Regions from separate parts of the Homo sapiens genome. Here region 2 is linked to region 1. A link is a loop called in an ENCODE intact Hi-C map of the cell type or tissue named here. Cell type or tissue: heart right ventricle. All regions are shown on one strand.

Evidence for each region. A loop is a pair of places that touch in the nucleus more often than their neighbours do. Peaks named below come from ENCODE experiments on the same cell type or tissue, not always from the same donor. Only the 100,000 strongest peaks of a DNase experiment are listed, where the experiment ranks them.
Region 2: it touches region 1 in a loop (3-fold over the local background); 8 of 110 quality-filtered maps call a loop at or near these places.

The regions. Positions count from the first base shown.
Region 1 is chr2:221,420,321-221,428,320 of GRCh38, reverse strand. It overlaps EPHA4 (EPH receptor A4), which reads left to right. Exons shown (of 18, transcript NM_004438.5): 16 at 1,702-1,857; 17 at 2,179-3,112; 18 at 7,769-8,000. The coding sequence ends at 2,293. Among named protein-coding and RNA genes, the nearest start is that of EPHA4, 150 kb to the left of the region's middle. RefSeq lists an enhancer at 2,173-3,372. In heart right ventricle, no CTCF peak of the experiment used is centred here; a DNase peak (open chromatin) is centred at 4,979; H3K27ac peaks cover 1,104 bases.
Region 2 is chr2:220,691,234-220,699,233 of GRCh38, reverse strand. No RefSeq gene overlaps it. Among named protein-coding and RNA genes, the nearest start is that of MIR4268, 790 kb to the right of the region's middle. In heart right ventricle, no CTCF peak of the experiment used is centred here; no DNase peak of the experiment used is centred here; H3K27ac peaks cover 1,032 bases.

The sequences.
Region 1 (8,000 bases):
CATGGTGTGCTACCAAGAGCACAGAGGCTTCCAGAACAAGCTTAAGAACCACCCTTAAAGTTAATTGACATCGAGTGAAGATATTTTCATTGTAAGGTCATTTTGACCTTGTCGGTGCTCAGAGCCTACATCTTCCTCATTAATGCTTTTGGCTTAAAGTCAGAAGTAAATGCAAACTATTGGCTTTTGTCTAATAACAAATATTATTGCTATATATCCACACTCAATTAAATGTCCAAAATTCTATGTGGTAACATTTGTTGTTGACTCAAAATTGAAAGAATAATTATATCTTGATTATTTTTGCTGTAAACATTTACAGAATTGTACTTAGAAAATCAAACTTATATTGAAATAATGGACACAAAAGACAGGTTACAATGGCAAGGTATTATTTGGACACAAAACTGACTGATAAAACAAATCTTTGTTAAAATATTTATATAAAAAAGAAATAATACAAGTCAAGTCAATTTAGATAAAAATGAAAATTTTAAAAATCGAATTGGATTAATTCTGCTATGTAGAAAAGTAAAGCATTATATCGACTTAATTTTGTTTTTACAAGGAAAGAGTTTTTTGGTTGAAAATTTAGTAGTAATGATATAATTGTGATTTAAATGTTTGTACTTAAACATAGTATCACGTTGAAAATCAGGTCAAAATGTTAAGATCAAACACATTCTGTGAGTTTTAGGAAAAACAGAAGTTCAAAAACTATGACTTAACAAGTAGCAGTATTTTTCTACAGGTTATTATAAGTAAAGGTAGTATAAAATAACCCCATGAAGGCCTGCTCTATGGTTATTCAGCAATTGGGTGATGAAGATAACTAACTATAATTCTCTTAATAGTTTTTATTAGTAAATGATTTTTTATATGTCAATATCATTAGGAAAGGCAGAATTCCAGCCTGTAATTGCTTGTGACAGTGACCTAATAGAAAACACCTGGCCTAAGAAATGAGTAAACTAATAAATAAGTTAATAAGAAGTGCTTTGAATTTGTTGAAATCATTATTCAGGAACCCCAGCAAGGGAATACGAGAAGCACATTCCACAATCCAAACAGTGATCAAAGTGGCCGTTCTTCTGCCAGCCTTGGCACTCGTGCTGGTCAGGCATGGATTGATTAAAGAGGGGATTAACTCCCTGCTGTCCCAAGTTTGTTTGAATGCCCCAAGCCTGCCTGTAGACTAGGCTGGAAGCATGCTGGACTTGAATTCTTGCTGTTTTCTCTGCTTCCATCCAGTCTGGCAGGTGGCAAGCTCGCAGTTTTCCTTACTCATCCTTCACTAGGGTTTCCATAGTTGCTGAACGAAAGTCTGTAATATTCAGTACTGGCAGAGACTGGACTCTTTCTGCAAAGATTGAACAGGTTTCGGCCATGAGGGCTCTCCCAGTCTTCACCCCAGGCTAGGGTGTTAAAAGACCTGCTATGAGCATGAATGCCCTCAGAGGGCCACATAAAACAAGCGCAGGAAATAGAATTAAGAAAAAATAGGATGATTGATACATGCTTTAGCAGCTTTGTGAAGTTAAGAGCAAAATATTGCATAGTTACATTTAACAACAATTGTTCCATTTAAAACCTTCCCTTAGCTTTTCAGTTCTCCTTGCCTATTTGAGGCAATCAGATTTCTGAGTCTTCTTGTCTCACTGGTAGCTCCGTTCTGCTTATATTTTCTTGTTCTCTTTCTAGACCTAACACTGCCTTGTTGGATCCAAGCTCCCCTGAATTCTCTGCTGTGGTATCAGTGGGCGATTGGCTCCAGGCCATTAAAATGGACCGGTATAAGGATAACTTCACAGCTGCTGGTTATACCACACTAGAGGCTGTGGTGCACGTGAACCAGGAGTAAGTACTCAACGATGTAACACGAAAGGGTAAATCTAGATTTAATAGTATTTTCTTTTTTTGCTTTGAGCTGCGTAATCATCCTACTCATTTAAAAAAAATCTGGAATGCCTCTCATTTTGATTGAGTATAATTTTACACAGCCTCTATAAAGTATCTACATTCTTGCATTAAATTGCTTAATGAAACATTTTAATACACCTGCCTTGTTGTGCTGTATTAATTGTGGCTGATTCAAACGTGTGTCTGCATGAAGCCCAAGAAAAGAGATTGTCAGTCCCTGTGACTTCTTCTGTCCCTTTTTTGTCGCCCTATGTACAGGGACCTGGCAAGAATTGGTATCACAGCCATCACGCACCAGAATAAGATTTTGAGCAGTGTCCAGGCAATGCGAACCCAAATGCAGCAGATGCACGGCAGAATGGTTCCCGTCTGAGCCAGTACTGAATAAACTCAAAACTCTTGAAATTAGTTTACCTCATCCATGCACTTTAATTGAAGAACTGCACTTTTTTTACTTCGTCTTCGCCCTCTGAAATTAAAGAAATGAAAAAAAAAAACAATATCTGCAGCGTTGCTTGGTGCACAGATTGCTGAAACTGTGGGGCTTACAGAAATGACTGCCGGTCATTTGAATGAGACCTGGAACAAATCGTTTCTCAGAAGTACTTTTCTGTTCATCACCAGTCTGTAAAATACATGTACCTATAGAAATAGAACACTGCCTCTGAGTTTTGATGCTGTATTTGCTGCCAGACACTGAGCTTCTGAGACATCCCTGATTCTCTCTCCATTTGGAATTACAACCATTGTATTTTGTTTGTGGCATAAATTACAGTCATCTGTCTTTCACTGGAATGAAGACCATGCCTAGGAACATTTTTTAAGGACTCAGCTGTGGCTTTTAGGGCTTGGTTCATACCATGGGGGAAAAAAAAGTCCTAGGAGAAAGCGACGTGGCTCATTAGTGTTGCCTCTTCAGTGCTCAAGCCGCCTGGTGGATTCCTATGACACAGGGGGCCTGGAAAGAAAGGGAAAGTGGATTTAAAATATATATATACGTAACCCAAGCCCCATAACCCCTAACTGGACAAATGAGGTCTGTTTCTTTGGGCCTGAGGCTGTGCCATATAAAGTCTTATTTTGGGACTTTACAAACTTGTCCTAACTATCTTGTGGATAGTGGGCTGTGACAATCTGGAATAGAGAACGTTCACACTTCGCTCCTTTAAAGAAGCGACCCCAGATCTGCAAGGTAAGTCCAACAACCAAGAATGATTTTTTCTCCAGTGAAAACTCCTTTTGTGCTTTAAACTTGATCTCATTCGAAATACTGAAAACAGAAAAATACTCTCTCATGTCTCTCAGGTTGTGTTGATGTTTTTCAGGATTTCAGTCCTTTTTTGACAGCGAAAGAGGAGACCAAACACAGTGTGGTTTCCCTGCTATTCTTCCGGGGAGAAGTGACATATGACCCAGATGAGGTCAGGCTCTGAGGGATGGTCCTAGATGCTCACTGGCTGTTGGCTGTGTGCTTTCCATCACGAAGGGCTCCTCCTGTCCTTTGGTGCCATTCATTCATGGTACACATATTTATTATCTTCTGGGCACCAGGCAGCAAGCACAGGAGGCTTTCTCTCTAACCTTGTTAGGTCATGGGTCCCGTCCTTTGGAGAGTTTACCTCAATGGAGAAGTACTGGCGAGACTTTTCCATTAGCCTCATTTTCTGTCCTGCTCCAGGAAACTCCATCCCCAAACAGGGCCAAAGAGGATTCACCAAGATGCCAGTGGTGAGACTTGGAACTCGCCTCGGCTTTCTCATGATCAGAAAGTTGAACTACTGAAAAATGCACTGCTCATCCATAAACCTATTAGCTTTCAATGCTTCTATTTTTATATACCAGCATTGAGTTTGTTCATTCCTAGAAACAAAGGACATAACTTTGGACTGGACACATTTTAACTTTTCATTCTTTTTTTTTTTTTGAGTTATTTCATTTTTATCACTTTTAAACAAGAGTTGCTGATTTTAACGACCTTTCTTTCCCCTTGGTTGTATCCTGAAAGCTATTTCTTATAGAGCAAGGAATGTTAAATTTGATGCTGTCAAATCATGACAGTTTAGTGAAAACCTTTTTTGCAACATAAGTTGTAAAAGCTTTTCTGTTCAGAAGGAATGTGAAATTTGTTTTTAAAACTACTCCAACAATTTTTGTTTTATCACCACTTTTGCAGAAGTCTAGGAGTTCTGGATATTCACGTTAAAAGCTGACAAATGTAGGACTTTTTTGTTTCTTTTGCTTGCTTGGTAAAAAAAAAAAATTATTATTATTATTATTATTACTATTTGAGACAAAGTCTCACTCTGTTGCCCAGGCTGGAGTGCAGTGGTGCAATCTTGGCTCACTGCAACCTTGGCCTCCTGGGCTCAAGCAATTCTGCCTCAGCCTCCCAAGTAGCTGGGATTACAGGCACCCACCACCCAGGCCTGGCTAATTTTTGTATTTTTAGTGGAGACGGGGTTTCACCATGTTGACCAGGCTGGTCTCGAACTCTTGATCTCAGACAGTCCACCTGCCTCAGCCTCCCAAAGTGTTGGGATTACAGGCGTCGGTCACTGCGCCCAGGTGGCATTGTATTTTAACTAACAACAGAATGTTACCTTGTGTACATTGAATAATTAAAAGTTTTTTTTTTTTTTCTTAAAGTCTACAACTTAAGACAAGGTATTTTCTAAACACTGAACATATTAAAAGCAGACCATTTCAACAGAGAACATGTCCATTCTGAAATAGCCTAACAACATTATATACTATGCTGGTGTTGTTTTGTTCCTGCTCAGCAGGTATTTCTGTAAATGAAGTAATCAGGGAAGGATCAAAGGAGAGGTGAAGTATGAAATCTTATTTTATTCAAAGGTCACCGTCTGAATCTTCAAAATTTCAACATATGCATATATTAGAGTCAAGGCTGATGCAAAGGCCAAAAAAGGACTTTCCAAGTGCCTAAAATAATATCCAGCAACAGTAAAAGTGTTAACTCTCTCCACTACCTCCATGAAGTTTTAGAAGAGAAATGTGAGAACAATAGGAATGATGCATTGTTTCCCAGGGCGCAGAGCCAGACTCTGGCATCCGGACAGCTATGGATTCTAAAGCCAACTGAAATGTTGACACTGGGAAATTCACTCCACTTTTCTTTATAACTCAGTTCCTCCACCTGGAAATTAGAGAGATAATGATACCTTAATAATAACACCTTTCCTAATGCATGGTGTTGTTGCAAGTGTGTATGAAATATTCTTAAGTAAAACACGGTGAGCTCCACAGAAGAAAGGTACGCTTCTTCCTCCAACATTGTCCAAGTATTATTCATCTGTCTTTCACTTGTAACCCCAATTGTTTTATTACAACATGCCAGAGTGGGGTGAAATGAAGTTCAGTGGTAGGGGGGTCACACAGTGAAGCTTCTTCACTTAAATGGATTTATGAGAGTTTGGAGGTAAATACATATTTATACAATGGTGGTAGACCTTTCAAGTTATGCTGGCAGGATAAACATGCATTATTTAGCCTTGACATTTATAAAATTATTGTTTTGTAATGGGGAAGACAGTGATACAAAAGTAAAATTCTATTGCAATGAAAAGAACTGGATGGTAAAGACATTTTGATGTCATCACGACTGACTCAAAGGAACAAGCCTTTGTTTATTTAGTCACAATGAATTCTCCTTAACTCATGACCCTACATAGACCACATGCTTTGTCTGGTCTCTGTTTAAGAAATTTCCCATGATAAAGGAGTTGCCTGAATTCAATGGTGAGGAGAAGGCTTATTTCACTCAACTCGTATCCTGGCATTAAGTAGATACAAGTCTTCACATTCCCTTACATCTCAATTCAAATGTCCAATCATTTCTGCATACACACCAAGTCCCCAAATTGCCCACTTAATATTACAAATATATTTATGTAATATCTATTGATATCCAGATGTTAAGTGGAGAAGGAATTGGCAGACTGAAAGGCAACACGTGTTTATGAGACCATTCTTTCTCCTTTAAGAATTTCTAGTAGCAAAAGAAACCATTACCAACCTTGTGTGTCCGCAGGACGTGGAATACACTCTAGCGTTTTAAGATCATATTCATGTTCTCCTCATACTTCACATAAATACCTGCCCACCTGATGAAATCCCTTCACATTCAGGTTTCAAAAACTACATTTGATGGATTTGACCGATTTCCAGAGAGGAAATAGTTAGAAGGTAGATTTGATGACTTTTCTGTCATTTTTACGTAATTGTCAACATAACATTCATGTTCATGTCGACCCAGGGACCACAGGTGTGCACAACCATGCCTGGCTAATTTTTTTTTTTTTTTTTAAAGATGGGGTCTTGCTCTTTTGCCCAGGCTGGTCTCAAACTCTTGGGCTCAAGCAGTCTTCCCTCCTTGGGCTCCCAAAGTGCTGGAATTACAGGTATGAGCTACAAGACCTGGCCAGAAAACGATTTCTCTCTCTTTAAATAGACTAAAGTGTTTTCTACAATTTTAAATATGGTCGTTTACTACAAAAAATTAAATTTTATTCTCTACACGATAAATGTACACATATGCAAAACAGACAAGTGATTTGATAAAATAGGCAAAATAATCTATAAAAGTGCATTTTGGTCTTAATTACTGCCCTTTGCTTGAGGCCACCAGCTGCTAAACATGGTCACCGTGGTGGGAGGCATAGTCCAATAAGTAATCTGGATAGTTGGTTGTTATAAATGAAAGAAGGGAACTTACTTCCTTTGGTTTGAGTTGATTATGTGACAAATATATGGACAATGAGGAGCCATGAGGAGTCCATTGCTGTGTGCCAGCCTTGTTCGATTCCAGGCTGATGTCTAGAATTCCAGCCTGCGGCTGATTAGTTCTTGATATGTGGAAGGAGGCTTGAACCTAGAAGACCTCTGTCGTTCATAGAGCAAGTATCTCCCTGTGTCCCATGTTCCCTCTCTCCTGCCTGTTTACATGTAGAGAGTATGGCTCTTTCGCCATGTTAGATTAGATACTTCTATTTATCAGGAGTTACTCTCTTGTTAAGAAAAACCACCACTTTTTTTCACTTCTTAGTTTGCATTTTTCTTTTTTTTCTTTTCTTTTTTTTTTGAGACAGAGTCTCGCTCTGTCACCCAGGCTGGAGAGCAGTGGCGCTGTCTCGGCTCACTGCAAGCTCCGCCTCCCAGGTTCACGCCATTCTCCTCCTGCCTCAGCCTCCCGAGTAGCCGGGACTACAGGCGCCCGCCACCACGCCTGGCTAATTTTTTGTATTTTTAGTAGAGACGGGGTTTCACCACGTTAGCCAGGATGGTCTCAATCTCCTGACCTCGTGATCCGCCCACCTCGGCTCCCAAAACGCTGGGATTACAGGCGTGAGCCACCGCGCCCGGCCCTTAGTTTGCATTTTTCAATCATTATTGTTGACTATGGGTGGATTGTGAACTGAAACAAGTCAGGATTTTCATTTCATAGACAGGCTGTTCAACACGGTGGTTAAAGCATAAATATCAATTAGAACTTTGTGGGGTCTAATCCCAGCCTTGCCACTCCAGAGGGTATGGCATTGGGCAGGGTACTTAGTCTCCTTATGCTCAATTTCCTCATCCATATAATGGAGATAAGAATAGTACCTATCTCGGAGTTGTAATTAAGCTGTTAGTAAACAGGTTTTTTTTGCTCTTATAATTGCTATTTTTCAGAAAAGGAAAGTATAATTCGTGATCTCACCACTGAACTACTTTTACTGAAGGATACCAACTTCTACGAACCTATATATTCTTTCTTACAATAGTGGTTGACAGTTGGCTCGCAATATGGGTCGACGTTTTGTCTAAAGTCTTGCTCTTTTATCTACAGGGAGTAGATTCTGCTATCTTGGCCTCACAGCCCTTCCTGTTGATTACAAAGCCCGTGGAAGAAAACAGAACACACCCTCCTCAGTTCCGTCTAAATGTGTTTCTTCTGCTTCAATTACACCAGTTCTGGGGCAAAGACACTGATGAAACAACACCCATACCTGAAAAGAATAAATGTGTGACTTTCAAATCCCCTTTCGCAGTGAAAGAAACAGCAAACACTTAAGATTCAG
Region 2 (8,000 bases), 730 kb after region 1:
TCTCTCTATAAAATGTAAATATTAATAGCAGTTCTAATAATTTTACCTTCCCACAAAGAACTATTTTGCTCCTCTCTGGGTTACATATATCTCACTTTAGAGATCATGGTACCCAGCAATGGAAACTCCAGGAACATTACCTTATTTATTTCAGATTAAAAATTTCCACTAAAATATGGAACCCAAACAAGAGCAGGAAGGCCTTCTCATCAGTGCTGTGTCAGGAGGACCTTCACCCACTGAGGATGCTCTCTAACCTCCTCCTAGTGAATTGTCTGGGCAGGTAGGTGGCAGATTGAGTCCCACTGTGTTGCCAGATTTTATAGTATTTGAATCCTTTTCCATTTTGTTAAGATCTTTTCAAAACTCTGGTCTCCTCTGGATTTCTGTTCCTTTTGCCTGCCTAGGGTCTATTTCCCTTCCTTCTTGTTACAGCTTCCTCCTCCCTTCTCTGTTCATGTGCTGGATTCCAGAGGGAATGTATAACTCAGGTTGGGCTAATTAGTTGCTCTTGCTCCTTGGAATATGAGTCTTGCAGGGACCCAAAGACGAAAACTACCGTGGTTTTTACCTCCCTGAGCTGCCTGCTGAATAGACTATCCATTCATTCCTGCTTCTTAGATCGCCAGAGTTTCCCTAATCCTCCCTTTCCAGGGCCTGTTATCCTGCACCTCCTCTGATTTTATAAGCCACACTAAAGCTAAAGTGGATGTCTTTTGCTTAAAGGAAATCTAGTGGATTGAAGCTTTAAATATACTAGCTGTCTTTGAGTTTTATCCTAACTCAAAACATGATAATTGTATCTTCTAAATCTTTATCCAAGAGGCATTGCTGAATCAGGATTAGTATTCCTATATTAGACTCTCTCAATTTTTATGTACTGACTATCAATAAACAAACTTTTAAAACAATTATAATAGCTCACATTACTGAGTGTTTATTACATGTTAGGTGCTGTTATATGTTAGGTGCTGTTATGTGTTAGGCACAATTAGCCTTGCATTTATAGAGTGTTTATTACGTAAGGAAGTATTTATTTTTTGGAAAAGTAAACTTTGAGAAAATTTTGGATTTGTAGCAAAATTGCAAAGATAGTACAGGAAGTTCTTATGCCCTTCACCCACTTCCCTCCAATGTTGGCATCCTACATAACTATGCACATTTGTCAAAACTAAGAAAATAACAGTGATGTACTGCTATTAACTACAACTACAGGTTTTATTTGGAATTTACCAGTTTTCATCACTGTTCTCTTTCTGTTCCAAGATCCAATCCAGGTTCCATATGTGTTTAGAAGTGCTTTACTTTTATCAGCTTATTTCCTCCTCACAGAAACCTATGCTACAGGCAACATTGTTGTTTGTTGTTGTTGTTTTGTTTTTTTCTGTTTTACAGATGAGGAAACTGACACAGAGAACATAAGCCATTGGTGAAAGTCACACAGCAAGTGGCAAAACTAGGATCTGAATTCAGAACCCTGGCTCCCCAGCCTTTTTTTTTTTTTTTTTTTTTTTTGAGATGGAGTTTCACTCTTGTCGCCCATGCTGGAGTGCAATGGTGCGATCTCGGCTCACTGCAACCTCCACCTCCCAGGTTCAAGTGATCCTCCTGCCTCAGCCTCCCGAGTAGCTGGGATTACAGGCACCCACCATCACGCCTGGCTAATTTTTGTATTTTTAGTAGAGGTGGGGTTTCACCACGTTGGCCAAGCTGGTCTCAAACTCCTGACCTCAGCTGATCCACCCGCCTTGGCCTCCCAAAGTGATGGGATTACAGGCGTGAGCCACCGCGCCCAGCTGAGCCTTTTTTTTTTTTAACCCTTATGCTGTGTTCTCTCACAAACACACAAAAGTACCTGACATTCTGATATACCACCCTCATTTTACTTTGAGATGGCTTGAGTGCGTGTGCTTAGTTCCTAGGGAACTTCTCCCAGGCCTAGAGATGACTACAGCCCTTCAATATGCACATAAGCCATCTCTGGAATCCTTCTTCCTCCAATTCTGCTGAGATTAGTGTCAAAACTCAGCAAGCTTTAGTGTACAGAGTTGACCTGTATTGAAAGTCATGTTATTTGTCTCTCTTTTTTTTTTTTTAACAGAGCTTTCCAGACTTTACTGTGTGTGTGTATCACAAGACATACAGTTAAAATGCAGCTTCAGAAGGCTTGAGGTGAAGCCTGTGACTGTATTTTCATCAAGTTTCGAGGTGATATGGCACTGCCAGGATGTGGAGCAAACTTCAAGTAGTGAGGCTTCTTATCGGCCACTGTCCCTCAGATTGGCTATGCTTCTCTCCTTCTGCAGTACTCTGGGGAACAGTTTGCCTGGGCACAGAGAAGGGAACCATTTCAGGCTGTTGGGTCAGTGCCTTGTTAACCCATTTTAGACACCAATTTTATTTAAATACAGTCTTTTACCTTTTTAATATCTAGATTTCCTTTCTCCTTATAGGAATTATTGAAGTAGAGTATTTGTTTATTGGTTTTGTTATTTCATTCTCTTTCATTTGTAAATAATCCTGCCTCAGTAACAAGTCTATGTCCTCCCTATTCTTTATAACCTAAATTCACCCAAAGATGTTTTAAGTGTTACATGCATTTTCTACAAGCCTTAATTTACTGTGAATCATTAACTTTCTTGTCATTATACCTGCCGAGTTTGTCACTCATTTTTATTTGGCTTGGGCCATCATTCTTCCCTCTGTCTTCCATGTATGGTATTTTAAAATATGAATGAGTCAGAGGTTTCTTGTGCAGCCACACTAATTTCTTTTTTGTTTGTTTTTTGGTTTTTTTTTTTTGAGACAGAGTCTCGCTCCGTCTCCAGGCTGGCATGCAATGGTGCAGTCTCGGCTCACTGCAACCTCTGCCTCCCTGGCTCAAGCAATTCTCCTGCCTCAGACTCCCGAATAGCTGGGACTACAGGTGCATGCCACCACGCCTGGCTAATTTTTGTATTTTTAGTACAGATGGGGTTTCAACATGTTGGCCAAGATGGTCTTGATCTCCTGACCTCGTGATCCACCTGCCTCAGCCTCCCAAAGCGCTGGGATTACAGGCGTGAGCCACCACAGCCAGCCACTGATTTCTTTTTGTATCACCTTCCACTCCAGGCTCTTCCAGATGTTTTCCTCATTGAAAACATTTATGGGACTGTCATGTCCTTTTCTGTTTCCTTGCTCCTGGCTTACTTATTTTTAGAATGTCCATCTTCCATTACTTTAGAATTTCTAGCCAACTGAGACATTTATTTTGTACATTTTCTTGGAACCTTTTGAAATTTGCTTTTATAAAGCCTGAGTCTGTGTCTGATATACTCATTATATTTGTGTTTTATAATTAGCAACTCTAACATGAGATCACTTCTTTCTTCTAAGTTTCCTGTTATTCAGAGCCCATCGACATGTCCTTCCTTGTAGGTTAGAATTAAATCCAGACTAGTCGTTCCCACCACTGCTTCCTTTACTTACTGAAAGATGAAAGTGCCAGCTCTTCCTTCAGGCTAAACATTTGCATACTTTAGATTTTTTTTTTTTAATGAAAGAAATGAAAAATCTCAGGCCGTGCTCTGCAGAGCTGACCTGCACATGGATGGGGACAGGGAGACACTCTGGAAAAGCACTCTTTCTCTGAGGGCTGGATCCAAGGGAACAGTGTCAAAGACCTGACAGTCAGGACTCTCAGCAAATACAGCAGCTCCTCTGGGGCAGTCATGTTTCTGACCTTCACAGTGGCAGAGATTGTTGCTCTGTTTTCTGTTCCAATTACACTGTTCAATTAACAATTGCTCAGATCAAACTCCAACCAGAATTTTAGGGTCCAAGAGCATGTTGTCCATAAATAAACAACCAAGTTCTGGGGGTGGAGCTTTCTGGAAAGTGGTGGGCTTCAAACTAGTGTGACAATGTGAAGAGAAATGACAGGATGCATGGTTTTGGGGAGCAGCTAATATCAACTGGCTTCCCTGCTCTACATACAAACTGCTGATAGCTCTAGTGCAGGGGACTGTGGGTAAGCAGATGCCTTGATTCTAGCAGCACCCACTGAGCTTGTTGTCTATCTGGAGAAGTGGCTGGAGGAAAAAGCAACTGGAAGAGAGAATTATCCGTCATAGGGAGATTTATGTATTGGTTGTGTTCTTTGGTTTTCTCCCAACAACTCAAATGTTGGTGATCAGTTGACATGCTGGTAACACTACAGTGAGGAGTGAGAATATGCCTATGTTTCTGGGGAGATGTAGAAGTGATGAAAAAGGTGTCAAAGGGAAGGAGGTGGGAGAGAGAAGCAGCCCACAAATGCATGCTCTGTGTGCCATGGGTAGATAGTGACAGGTCTGAGCAACCAGAGTCCTACATCCTCCAAGATAACCTATCCCATGTCCTCCACAAATAGAGGAGCAGCTCAGCCTCCTTCTCCGACCTTTTCCATCACTGTTCCCATCCAACACTTTGGCCATAAGTATTTAAATAATTTCATTTCTTCTCGATGCACTCAGCAAGTTATCCTAAAGCACTTTCACACTTTAGTCCATTGCTCCTGTTAATTTATACACACATTAAAATCAAAGTCTAAAAAGATCTAGCTTTGAATGTATAGATCTAATCTCAGATACTCTGTATTTTGAGATTATCAAAATACAGAGTTATCTTATGCTTCATTACAAATTACTGCACAATATTGTGGTATAAAGCAACAACCTTTCGTTTGCTCACCATTCTGGGTGCTAGGAGCTTAGGCAGGGCTCAGAGAAGAATTTCTCTGCTCCCTGTGGTGTCACCTGGGGTTATTCACTCATCTGTGTTCATGAGTGGCTAGCCTGGGCTGGCCAGTCCAAAAAGGTTTCACTTGCATATCTGGCTCTTTGTGTTCTTGAATGTGGTCTCTTTCTTCTTGCATGGCTAAGAGATAATAAGACTCTCAGCCAATCCAGTAGCTCCTCTGGGGAAGTCATACTGCCATCCTTCACAGTGGCAGAGAAGGCTGCTCTGTTATGAAAGTCTCAGAGTAGTCAGATTTTGCTCCAGCTGTCCATTGTTTGTAACAGTACAATAATTTATGATAATTTCTCGTAGTATTGAGGTCTCTTATGTGGCTGCTGTCAGATATTAACTGGGGTATAGTTATGCTAAGGCTTGACTGATCTGGATACCCAAAAGCTTGGGCCCAGGACTGGCCGTTGATGTTGACTGTTTCTGGGAGCACAAATGTAAGCATCACTGGGAGCACCTACACCTGGCCTCCTCTATGTGACTTTGACTTCACACATCATGGCAGCTGGGTGTTAAGAGGGAGCATCCCAAGAGTGTGTATCTAGAAAAGTTCAGACAAGAAATTTCTAGGCTTCCTATGACCTGAATTCCAAGTGACACAGTATCACCCTGGCCACTCTCTATTAATCAAGAGCAAGTCACAGGCCCAGCCCAGATTTTAGCAAAGGGAACTCCTAAAGGCATGCATAATAGGAATGGCTGGTAGCATAAAGGAACGTCTTTGGCTACTGGCATCACAGACTTTTTATTTTATTTTATTTTAAGCTCTGGAGTAGATGTGCAGAATGTGCAAGTTTTTTACATAGGTAAATGTATGCCATAGTGGTTTGCTGCACCTACAAACCCATCACCTAGGTATTAAGCCCAGCATGCATTAGCTATTTTTCCTAACGCTTTTATACTGTTGGTGGGAATATAAATTAGTTCAACCACTGTGGAAGACAGTGTGGTGATTCCTCAAAGATTTAGAACAGGAAATACCATTTGATGCAGCAATTCCATTACTGGGTATATACCTAAATGATTATAAAGATACATTTTATTATAAAGATACATGCACATGTATGTTCAATAAATGCAGCACCATTCACAACAGCAAAAACACGGAATCAACCCAAATGTCCATCAGTGATAGACTGGATAAAGAAAATGTGGTACATATAACCTATGGAATACTATGCAGCCATCAAAAGGAAAGAGACCATGTCCTTTGCAGGGACATGGATGAATTTGGAAGCTATTATCTTCAGCAAACTAACACAGACTTCTTACATGGTGGCTTGCTTTCTAGAAGCAGGACTCTAAGAAGACAAAAGCACAAGCTGCAGATATCTTAAGGTCTGGCTCCTAAAGCCACACAGCATCACTTCCACTGCATTCTACTAGACGTCCGGTCAGATATATTCAAGGGAAGGAAAGATAGACCTCACCACTCCAGAGGAAGAGTGGCAAATTTTTAATCCTTGACATCCTGCTAAAACGATTATATATTAGGTCTGGGAAAAATCACAGATATTTCAGGCATTCTCATATAAGTTCTTTAATTGAAATAAAAATTGACATATGATAAAATATATGTATTTTTCTATTAAAAACACTAATACTGACCTAAGCCCCTAGGTCTTCTTCATAAAAGATTCCTGGCCACTAGAAATTTTCTGAGTAGATTTTCCAAGTTTTGATTTTGAAGAACTGGGGACCTAATAAACAGAAAATCATTTTGAACTCTCTGCTAATGAACACATAGAATATGACATTTTATTTGCCTTTCAATATATTGAGCAAATGCCTCAACTAATCATGTTAGCAGTAAACATCCTATAAGTAAAATGAACATGAGTATGAACTAAACAATTCTGAACTGATCTCTGTCCTTAGAAATATAAGATTTAAGTTTTCATGATTTTTACCCAGGTACATTTTTTTCTATTCATACTCTTTAATAAGACTGTTTAACACTTCTAAAATAAACTAAAATATCCTCTGTAACGTAAAATCTCACAGAACCTGAAAACTATACCTCTAGTAGGGTTTTTTTTTCTCTACAGGTATGCAAAACACATATTTTCTGAAACAAAGTGAATGGATGGGGGCATGAAGTCAGATGACAGGTAGTCATAAAATCAGATTCATTGTTAACATATTTGTTGAACATATTACTAAGTACTGAATGTTTTGTTAAAAGTTAGAAATAAAATCAGAATACAATCTGCCATTTTATTATAATTTTATTGTGATTTTATTTTTATATTTAATATTTTTAATCCATCTATAATATATATCTACAAGTATGAAAATATGTAACTTTCACTTCTAATTTGAAACATTACCATTATTGGCTCAATAGTTATAAAATAGGACTGATTCTGAGCTTCATGATTCTACTCCAGTATTCTCTGTTTTCTTTCACTCTTTCAATCACTGTAGCTTTAAAACATGTTTCTGCTTGATTTTTTATCACTTTAATATGTTGTTGTCATTTTAATATGTAATATAATAATAGAGGGCACTATTGTTAAAATTTGAGCTTTGAGGTCAGCCTGTCTGGATTTAGATCTAGGCCCCATCAGTTACCTGTGTAACCTTCGAGCAGTTACTTCATCTTTCCTTATCTGAGTTTAATCATATAAAAAGTGGTAATTATAATAATATTCATACCCAATAATTTAATAAAAATGTGTTTGCATTGATTAGAAAATGGTAGGTGCTGTAAAAATGTAACCAAAAATAGCCTAATACAGTTGAAGTTTATTTTTGGTTCCTATGAGGTCAATCGGTATTTGATTTGGTATGATACCATTCTACAGGATTATTCAGGCTGTACTCTTCAGGGAAATGGGAGAGAACTAAGATGATCTTGGGCGAGAGGATTTACACACTAGATCTTACAGTGACGCTTATCATCCCACTCACCTCTCATTGGATAGAATGTGATCATTTGCTTACATCTAACTACACAGGAGCCTGGGAAATGCCATCCAGCTGAGTTTCCAGGAAATAGAAAGGATTTAGTGAACTACTAGCTAGTATCTGCAACATTATACAAAATTCCTATCAAAATGTCTGATGCAAAAGTGTGTAATAAATATTAACCATTATGATTATCATTGTAGACATGCAGATATGATCCAGCACTCAGCCCTAGACCATTAAATGGATGAAAATAACAAAACGTGGCAGGTGATGTTATGTGGGAGTATAGCATACTAAACAGATCCATGACCAAGTCC